Regions from separate parts of the Homo sapiens genome. Here all the other regions are linked to region 3. The links are chromatin contacts, found by Hi-C or POLR2A ChIA-PET in ENCODE. All regions are on one chromosome and are shown on one strand. Each heading gives the region's core, a stretch centred on a gene start or an enhancer-like site at or near the end of the contact. The rest is flanking DNA. Distances are from core to core; before and after follow the strand shown. Region 1 holds the start of TMEM185A (transmembrane protein 185A). Region 2 holds the start of IDS (iduronate 2-sulfatase). Region 3 holds the start of EOLA2 (endothelium and lymphocyte associated ASCH domain 2).

Region 1 (2,803 bases), core at 36-2,535, 310 kb after region 3:
GTGCTTCAGCAGATGAAAACTTGATTTGGATTACTCAACCTTAAAATCAGCTCATATAATAATATCCATTTCCCAGTGGGTGTTGGGAAGCTTAATTACCACTTATGATATGTTTTTACGTTCTCAGAAGAAAGGTGATACATCAAGACTAAGTATGACTATCGCAATTGTGATTCTCTCAAGCTGCCCTTGGGGCTAAACAGTATAAAATTGTCATTTGTGAAACTCTGCTATTGCAACAAAGGATGACTATTATCCATAATGATAGTAGACTAATGTTTAAGGCATTGTTGTGCTCATGAAAACTTAAATCTGCCCAAAGTGAAGATGGTAAACTAGGTCACCTGCTATGAGCTTGTCCTGCTCTTGGATTCCAAAAGCAAACAAAATCCTTGAGGAGGTTGACACCTGAAAGAGTACCAGATAGCAACAGCATTCTTTGTACACCTAGCATGTACCAGGCAGTGTGTTATGCACACGATCTCACTGAATCTTCCTAACACGCTTAGAAAAGAGGTTTTTATCATTTCCATTCTGCGGAGGAGAAAAACTGAGACTCAAAGATGTTGACTTGCCCAAGGAAGATGAACCTGGTACTTGTAAGTAGGGCAGCCTGGAGTGGAGGCAGAGGTCAGGTGTGAAGTGACCACAAAGTTTAGACAGGATCCAAGGAGGCTCTGAACTGGGTTAGAAAAATGAGGATGATTTCCACGTCTCCTGCTTGAATACCCCCCTGCGTACGAATAGGCCTGCTGCTAAGGGAAAAAGGGAACCCAGGAGGGGAAGGCGGTTGGCACGGGAAGTGACTTTGGTGCTAGGTAACTTGAGTAGGGAATAGCCAGCATATCTGGACACGCTGGCTTGGGAATTGGAAGGGAAGTTGGGACCCAAACTTTGGAGTCGTTGACAGATGTGACAGGTGAAGCCTGGGATGACATCGCCAAAAATGCAACGTCTCACTCATTGTCACTACTCCCAGGGCTCAGTCGTCACTGGGGAAAATCTCCAGAAGGTAGCGCGGGCCAAGGTGACAGGTGTCTGCCAAGATCTGCCCGCCAGACTCCCGGGCGGCGCGCTCCCTCCCTGCAGGCCTTCAGCCCGTCAGCATCCCCTTCCTCGGGGCCCTGCTCACTCCCAGCCTCCATCCCCCTGCCATCTCCTCCGCCGGTCGCGTGCGGACACAAGGATGGGGACCTCCCAGCGAGGAGCGCTCTGGGCGGGGCTCCGGACGCATGCGCGGCCCTCGTACGGAAGCCCGGAAGGAGGGGCAGGGGGCGGTGGCTCAGGTTTCTCCGGGCGGCGGCGGCGGCGGCGGCGGCGGCGGCGGCGGCGGCGGCGGCGACGGCGACGGCGACGGCAGCGGGGACGGCAGCAGTAGCGGGAGCAGCAGCGTGGACGCGGCTGGCGCTGGCGCCATGAACCCGCTGTAAGGCGCAGGCTGTGCAGCACGGGGTGCGGGGGAGGAGGAGGAGGACGCCGCGGTGAAGTTCTCCGCCATGAACCTGAGGGGCCTCTTCCAGGACTTCAACCCGAGGTGAGGCGGCGTCGTTGGCGCCCCCGGGAGTCCGCGCTGCGGGCTCGGGCGCGGGCTGGTGTTCGGCTCCGGGGAGGCACGGCGGGCGAGATGCTGCAGCCCGAGGACCCGGGCGCCTGCCCGAGCCTCCCTGCGGGTGCAAGCGGTCCCCAGGCAAAACAGTCGGCCTCGGCGCCCGCCCGCTTCCTCCTCCCGTGCCCGGTGCTTTCAGCCCCTGCCCGGCCACGGCCGGAAGGGCCCGGCCGCGAGCCCCGTCCTGCCCCAAGGGAACCCCATTCTTTTCTGCTTGCTGTCCCTCATTGGTGTCCCAACTTCTTCGTCTCGGTTCCATCCTCTTCTGCGCCGCTGCGGGCCCTCCATTCTCCGCGTCAGGGCCGTCTCACTCGACCCAACACCCCTACCCCCACCCCAGCTGTTTCCTCCAGTTCCTCGCAGTCCTTGGGGTTTTCCTTGGGTTTATGCCCATCCCTCTCTTGTTTGCTTCTTTGTTGAACGGATACCTGAAACACTGTTGAATCCTTGGAGTCAGTGTCGGGGTATGGCAATACCTTATATAATGCATTTCTGGGTGAGCCTGATCATTTTCCATACTCATTTTCTCATCAGTCTTCACTACAAGTTTATTTGCAGGAAGTAGATATTGCTGTCCTTCTTTTCCAGATGGGGAACACCCAGTGGACAGTGTGGAGAAAACACTGGCTAAGCACTCAAGCGCCTGTCCTTGCACTTGCCCGACTGTTTTGTAACTGTTCTTTACCCCAGGCTGTGAGCTCCCTGAAGCTGAGACCATCTCCTGCTCATCTCAGTGTCCCCAGCGCCTCCCACCCACCGTATCTGGCACATAGTAGGCACATATAAAATGTTTGTGGAACTAAACTGAGCCCAAAGACTTGGATTGGAGACGAGGCCATATGTAACTGGGTGATTCTCTGCCCTTCTTTGGCCCTTCTGTAAAATGAGGAGTTGGCCTAACTGATCTCTTAAATGCACTACTCTCCGAAAGGAGTATCCGTTTCCCTTATTTGCCAGTTGGGAAGACGTGCTCAGTAAATATTTGTGTGCTGTAACCTATGTTAGGTGCTTTAGATGCTGGCGGTCTCAGCATGGGGTGAAGAAGGGCTTGTACACTTAAGATGCCTTACAGTACTGTGCAGTGCTGTACTGCGGGGGCCAACTCTGGGGACCTATGCCTTGGCTGCTTGTTGAGGATGAAAGGAAGTTTTAGGGGAGTATTTGTATGTTGAGGGTGCAGTCTCCCTAGGGATGGTG
Region 2 (2,935 bases), core at 436-2,935, 430 kb after region 3:
TAACCTTGGATTTTGGAAATTGATCAAACCTATACAAGATTACAGAAAATAGTATAATAAACCCCAGGTGTTCATCAATGAACTTCATTGGTTATCAACTCATGACAAATTTTGTTTCATCTCTCCCTGCCATTTTCCCTTCTCCTTTTACTATATAGATTTATTGCCATTTTTAAGTTTTCTATTGTTTACTTTTGTATCTTTAAGTAATATCCCTAAATCTGTATTTCTCTTTCTATGAACTGGGGACAGCGACTATTGATTTATTATTATTATTATTATTATTTTTTTGCGATAGGCTGGGGCAAAGGAGACAATCCTAAATTGCTAACCCTAAATTAATGTGCCTACATTTCCTGCCATCTCCCTTCCTCCTCCCAGCTTTTTGTCAACTGTTGCTGCAGGCCAGGTTCCCAAGGAAGCTGACTAAGATGTAGAGTAATGTGCAGGAAGTTTCTTAGGGAGTACTCTTAGGATCAACACCTGTAGAAGGGGAGGGGAGGGAAGAAATCAAAATTCAACAGACAGAGAAAGTGGGCAGTCTCAAAAAAGGCTTCAGTTAACCCCACAGGGAGCTCTGAAGCTGAAATGGCCTTTCAGAGATGTCCCAAGTTGGGGTAAGGGGCTGCACCTTTGTACCTTCAAGTTGAATCACTGATGTGGGCTTCCTGAGAACAGGGGTGACCTTGGCTGAGGTACCTATCTTTTTCTAAGACAATTTCTGATGAGGGCTAACGACAGCTAACAGCTCTCAAGCCAGCTAGGGAAATAAAATTTTTGGTGTTGAAGGGAGATCTGAGCAGTGCACCACAGCACCATCACAGCTGTATTTGTACCTTCCCATTGTCCATTGTTGTTTAGTCATAATTAAGTCATCTGGGCTTTGTTATAGATTGATTCTCAAAGTTGAAAATCAAACTGTGTTTGCAGTATTAGGACGGTATAATAGTATTCAGTACAGTACAGTGTAGGGCTAGGATTCCATCTCCCCACAATTGCTGCTCTCTCTGTTTGGCGCACCCTTCTTGCAGACCTCAATGCGGCTTGCTCCCTCACTTGCTTCAAAATTTTGTTCAAATGCCACTTCACTAGTGAGGCCCTGCCTGGCCACCCCATAGAAAATAACAAGCATGCCCCGCACCCACGCTTTATTTTTCTCCAGACCGGGTATGCCCACCGACACTCTCTATATTTTTTTATTGTTTTAAGCTCCACCAAAGCAGGGACATAGAGCCCCAGTGCCACCAACAGCGCCTGGTATACATATTTGCGATACTTAATAAGAATTAGTTGAAGAAATGAATAGGAAAGGGAGTCCCTTTAGATGGAGGAAGGGACTTTCTCAAAAGGCCTCATGGAAGGAGAATGGCATTGAGGCTGGCTTACAAGAAGTGTGTCTTTTATAAAAAGAAGGAAGGGCAGGGCTTCCAGGTGAAAGGCATAGCACAAGCAAAGGCAAAAAGACGGGTAACTGCTAGTTGTTAAGGGCAGTGGCTGAATCGCTATACCCCTAGCAGTTCTACACCTAGGGGCCTGCGGGCCGCTGGGTCTGCGAAGCTTGCAAGGCAACTGGCCCGCCCCCGCTCTGCGCCTGTCTCTCGGCCACGCCTATTGCTGCAGGATGACGCGCACCTCTAGAACCCGCCCCGGAGGGGAGGGACGCAGGGAAGAGTCGCACGGACGCACTCGCGCTGCGGCCAGCGCCCGGGCCTGCGGGCCCGGGCGGCGGCTGTGTTGCGCAGTCTTCATGGGTTCCCGACGAGGAGGTCTCTGTGGCTGCGGCGGCGGCTGCTAACTGCGCCACCTGCTGCAGCCTGTCCCCGCCGCTCTGAAGCGGCCGCGTCGAAGCCGAAATGCCGCCACCCCGGACCGGCCGAGGCCTTCTCTGGCTGGGTCTGGTTCTGAGCTCCGTCTGCGTCGCCCTCGGATCCGAAACGCAGGCCAACTCGACCACAGGTGCCGCCCACGCCCTCCCTGCCATCTCTTCTCCCTTCCTCCCTCCCTTCCTTCCTCCTTCCTTCTTTCCTTCCTTCTTTGTTTATATCCATTCTTTTTACCCTTCCTCTCTCCTACCATTCCTTCTTTCATCCATCATTCGTTCCCTCCCTCCATTTTTCACTCCTTCCTACCGTCCCTTCATCCCTCCCTTCCCTCTTTCCATCTATTCATCCATCCATCTCCTATCCCTCCGTGCTTCCCTTCCTCTTTCCCCCCATCTTTCCCATCTCTATCCATCCATCTTTCCCCCTCCTTTCCTCCCTCCATTGGTCCATCCGTCCCTTTTACCTTCTATCCATTCATATTTCTCTCTCTTCTCCCCTCCTTCTCTCCATCCTTTCTTCCCTTCAGCTATTCATCTTTTCCTCCTTATCTTCCTCCATCCAACCATCTGTCCTTTCCTGCATACATCATTCTCTTTTTTTCCTAAATTCATCTTTCCTTTCCACCATCTTTCACTCACTATCTCGCTTCCTCACCCAGGTTGGAGGCCATGACCAAAGCCTAACCCTGCCACCCAGGACTCAGGCTTCCTCCTCGAGCCCCACTCCCACCCTTGCTGAGGCACAGCGCCCTCCCTGGCTAGGCTGTTAAGGTGCAGGGTCCAGCCTTGGGCCTCTTAGTAACCTAGCACCTACCATGAGGGAGGGTTCAGTGTCAGTGCAGGTTACCTCACCAAAGCCCCTCCCTCCTGTGTAGATGCTCTGAACGTTCTTCTCATCATCGTGGATGACCTGCGCCCCTCCCTGGGCTGTTATGGGGATAAGCTGGTGAGGTCCCCAAATATTGACCAACTGGCATCCCACAGCCTCCTCTTCCAGAATGCCTTTGCGCAGGTATGTCTGGGAACCTCTAGCTGTGGGTGTGTGCTGCTTCGTGCACTGAGGGTTGGGGGCGGGGAGCTTCAGCTATTGTCAGATGGCACAGATTGTGCGGG
Region 3 (2,700 bases), core at 58-2,557:
GCCCCGACCCCAGACCCTCCCCAGTGGTTTCTCTCGGCCCGGCCCTACCCCGCCCCTCCAACGCCTGCTTCCAAGGCCCCGCCCCCAGCCCATCCTCAGCGGTTTCTCTCAGCTCCGCCCCGCCCCAGCCCCACCCGGCTCCTCCTGCGGCTGGTTAAAAGGCCCCGCCCCCAGCCGCTCCCCAATGGCTTCGCTCAGACCCGCCCTGCCCCGAACCCCCCCCTGCTTCTCCCGCGGCTGCCTCCGAAGCCCCGCCCCGCGCCGAGCCCCGCCTCTCCCCATCTCCTCCCTGTTTCTCCCGCGGGTGCTTCCAAAGCCCCGCCCCCAGCACCCCCCTCAGCGGTCTCTCTCAGCCCGATCCAACCCTTTTCTGAGCCCCGCCCTGTTTCTCCTGTGGCTGCGTGCAAACCCCACCCCCCAGCCCCACCCCAGAGGTTCCCCTCGGCCCTGCCCCGCCCCCCCAGCCCCGCTTCTCCAAAGGCTGTTTTCAAAGCCCCGCCCCCGAGCCCCTCCCCGGCGGTTCCCTCAGCCCCGCCCCACCCCTCCCCGAGCCCCAGCCCCCCCCGAACCCCGCCCCGCCCCACTCCTCCCCCAGCCCTGCCCTGCTTCTCCAGCACCAGCTTCCAAAGCCCCGCCCCCAACCCCTCCCCACTGGTTTCTTTCAGCCCCACCTTCCTCCTCTCACCAGCCCCCTCCCTCCCCGCGCTGGTTCTCAGGAGTCCGCGAGCTCCTCCTGCAGCCTCTCCTCGCCCAGATCGCCCATAGCCCCGCCCCCAATGGTTTCTCTCAGCCCCGCCCCACCCCCTCGAGTCCCCGCCCCATCCCAAGTCCCCGCCCCATCCCCTCAAGTCCCCGCCCCACTCTCAACCCCGCCCCAGCGGTTTCCTCACTCCCGCCCTTCCCCTCCCCCAGCTCCGCCCTCCTCCTCTCAGCCCCGCCCCCATCCCCTCCCCATTGGTTTCTCCCAGTTCCTTCCTGCTGGTCTCGCAGCTCTGGGCTTAAAAATCCTGCCTGGTGGTCTCGTCCCGCCCCTCCTCTTCCTCCCTCCGGTTCCTTTTCCTCCTTCCGGTTCTTGGTCTAGGCTGCCTGTCTCGAGCTCCCCGGCCTTGTCCTGGTTGGCTGGCGCGGGACAGGATCCGGTAAACTGAACAGCGTCTCCTTGTGGCAAGTGCGTGCGTACGTGCGTGGCGACGTCACTGCGTGGCTTCGTGAATACGTGGCTTCCTAGCGATTTGGCGGTGTATAGGCGTGGCTGAATACGGGCCTCCTGCGTACGTGCGTGGTGTACGTACGTGCGTGATTACGCGCACACGTACGTTCCTCATGAAAGGGACGACGGGAGCTGCATGAAAGCCGAAGTTATGGACCGCTAGCATCTGTCACTGGCCACCGGTTTCCGGGAGTAAGCGGCAGCTACCTTACAGCCCTGACACGAGCCGGGTGCTCTCTCTTCTCACCGCGGCCCACGTCTCCTCGCTGGCTCCGGTGGCCTCGCTGGGTCGCGAGGAGGCGGAGGACTGTACTCTGAGGCCAAAAGCCAGAGTCGGCCCTGAACGCCCACGACTCTCAGGGTCCAGAGGCCGTGAGACCGGCCGCGGCTGAAAGGTACCAGGGCCCCTGATGCCGGAGCCCGTGTGCTCGGCCCTCTTGCAGACGGTACTTGCGGGCTGGGGTTTCTTTCCCCTGGGTTTCGGGCAGAGAACCCGTGCGGGGCGCGCCCGAAGCGCCCTTTGGTGTCCCTTGCTCTCCCCATGGTCTCGGCCCCCCTCCTTCTAAGCGCGTGTACCCGCGACCTGCGTCTGCAAGTGCTGCTCCACACACAGCGGCCCCATCTCGGCCCGGTCTTCCCTGCCTCCCGCTTGGCCCCTGTGCTGTAAGCTCGCCTGGACCCCAGGCCGGGCGGTGCATAGCTCTGTGGCCTGTGGCCCCGTGCTCAGCATGACCTAACCAGAATTAAGCAGTGGACAATGGGATTTAGGCCCCCCAAACCCTCGTCCGATGACAATGGGAGGGGAAGTGTGATTTTTCTCCCCTCGGATGGAGCGTGCTCAGCTGTAGGAATGTGACTCAACTTGCTGAAATGATTTTCTGCTCTGCGGACTGGTGCACCCTGTGACCCAGACAGATGTGGAGGGTCCCACCGCTCTGATTAGCAGAACCAAACCGTGAGTGAGGTGCACATGTGTTACTCTTAGGACCGGCCCTCCCAGCTCTTGGTTTCCAATGCCTGCTGAGTAGAAGACCTTCCTAGGGCCATTAACCAGCTTTGCTGACTTGCATTTAATGACCTTTCCTCTTTATCTTCCTTGTTGTGCAGGTAAAGAAACCAAGTGGAAGAGTGTTTCCTCCTCTGGCCGTAAAGCAGGTACTCTCTGCAGCACCAGGTAGGAGGGGACTCAACCCCCTTCTTGCCTTTTCAGTTACATCAGTTCCTACTAGGGATTCCACACACACACAGTTGTTGTGATTTTGTGGTGATGACGAGAAAAGGGTTGGCTAAGAAACTGGGCGGCAGAAAAGAGGCAAACATTCACTGTAGCCATTTATCCCGATGGAAGTGGCCAGGCCCTGTGGGGGACATTCAGCCTCCGTCAGAAGTAATCCAGAACCAAGGAACCTGGTTATCTTTGGTCACTCATCAGAAGAATAATCATGCTCAGGGGCCACAAGTGTGTGAGGAAATGGCACCATGGATGGGTT

Evidence for each region. Hi-C counts contacts between places; a loop is a spot of excess contacts on that map. ChIA-PET counts read pairs that join two places held with the same protein, here RNA polymerase II (POLR2A). Pooled maps may share reads with other maps.
Region 1: a map of chondrocyte shows a loop between it and region 3 (18-fold over the local background). The contact joins the promoter of TMEM185A here to the promoter of EOLA2 in region 3. A Hi-C loop is called at or near these places in 2 of 168 maps with a recorded cell type or tissue (chondrocyte and naive thymus-derived CD4-positive, alpha-beta T cell), 1 of 37 single-sample maps with no recorded cell type and 11 of 50 pooled maps. POLR2A ChIA-PET finds 5 or more read pairs at or near these places in 1 of 52 experiments (SK-N-SH).
Region 2: a map of natural killer cell shows a loop between it and region 3 (11-fold over the local background). The contact joins the promoter of IDS here to the promoter of EOLA2 in region 3. A Hi-C loop is called at or near these places in 4 of 168 maps with a recorded cell type or tissue (GM12878, endothelial cell of umbilical vein, naive thymus-derived CD4-positive, alpha-beta T cell and 1 more), 3 of 37 single-sample maps with no recorded cell type and 16 of 50 pooled maps. POLR2A ChIA-PET finds 5 or more read pairs at or near these places in 11 of 52 experiments (A549, CD4-positive, alpha-beta T cell, CD4-positive, alpha-beta memory T cell and 8 more).

What each region holds. Positions count from the first base shown.
Region 1 is chrX:149,630,274-149,633,076 of GRCh38, reverse strand. TMEM185A (transmembrane protein 185A) reads left to right here and starts at 1,285. Exons shown (of 7, transcript NM_032508.4): 1 at 1,285-1,534. The coding sequence starts at 1,497. RefSeq lists silencers at 1,323-1,732, 1,743-1,792.
Region 2 is chrX:149,504,056-149,506,990 of GRCh38, reverse strand. It overlaps IDS (iduronate 2-sulfatase), which reads left to right and starts at 1,685. Exons shown (of 9, transcript NM_000202.8): 1 at 1,685-1,956; 2 at 2,698-2,834. The coding sequence starts at 1,854. RefSeq lists enhancers at 1,781-1,940, 1,933-2,434, 2,558-2,935 and a silencer at 2,497-2,596.
Region 3 is chrX:149,937,098-149,939,797 of GRCh38, reverse strand. It overlaps EOLA2 (endothelium and lymphocyte associated ASCH domain 2), which reads left to right and starts at 1,307. Exons shown (of 5, transcript NM_001013845.2): 1 at 1,307-1,605; 2 at 2,318-2,365. It overlaps EOLA2-DT (EOLA2 divergent transcript), which reads right to left and starts at 1,250. Exons shown (of 12, transcript NR_027456.1): 1 at 1,012-1,250. RefSeq lists silencers at 62-121, 402-481, 592-861.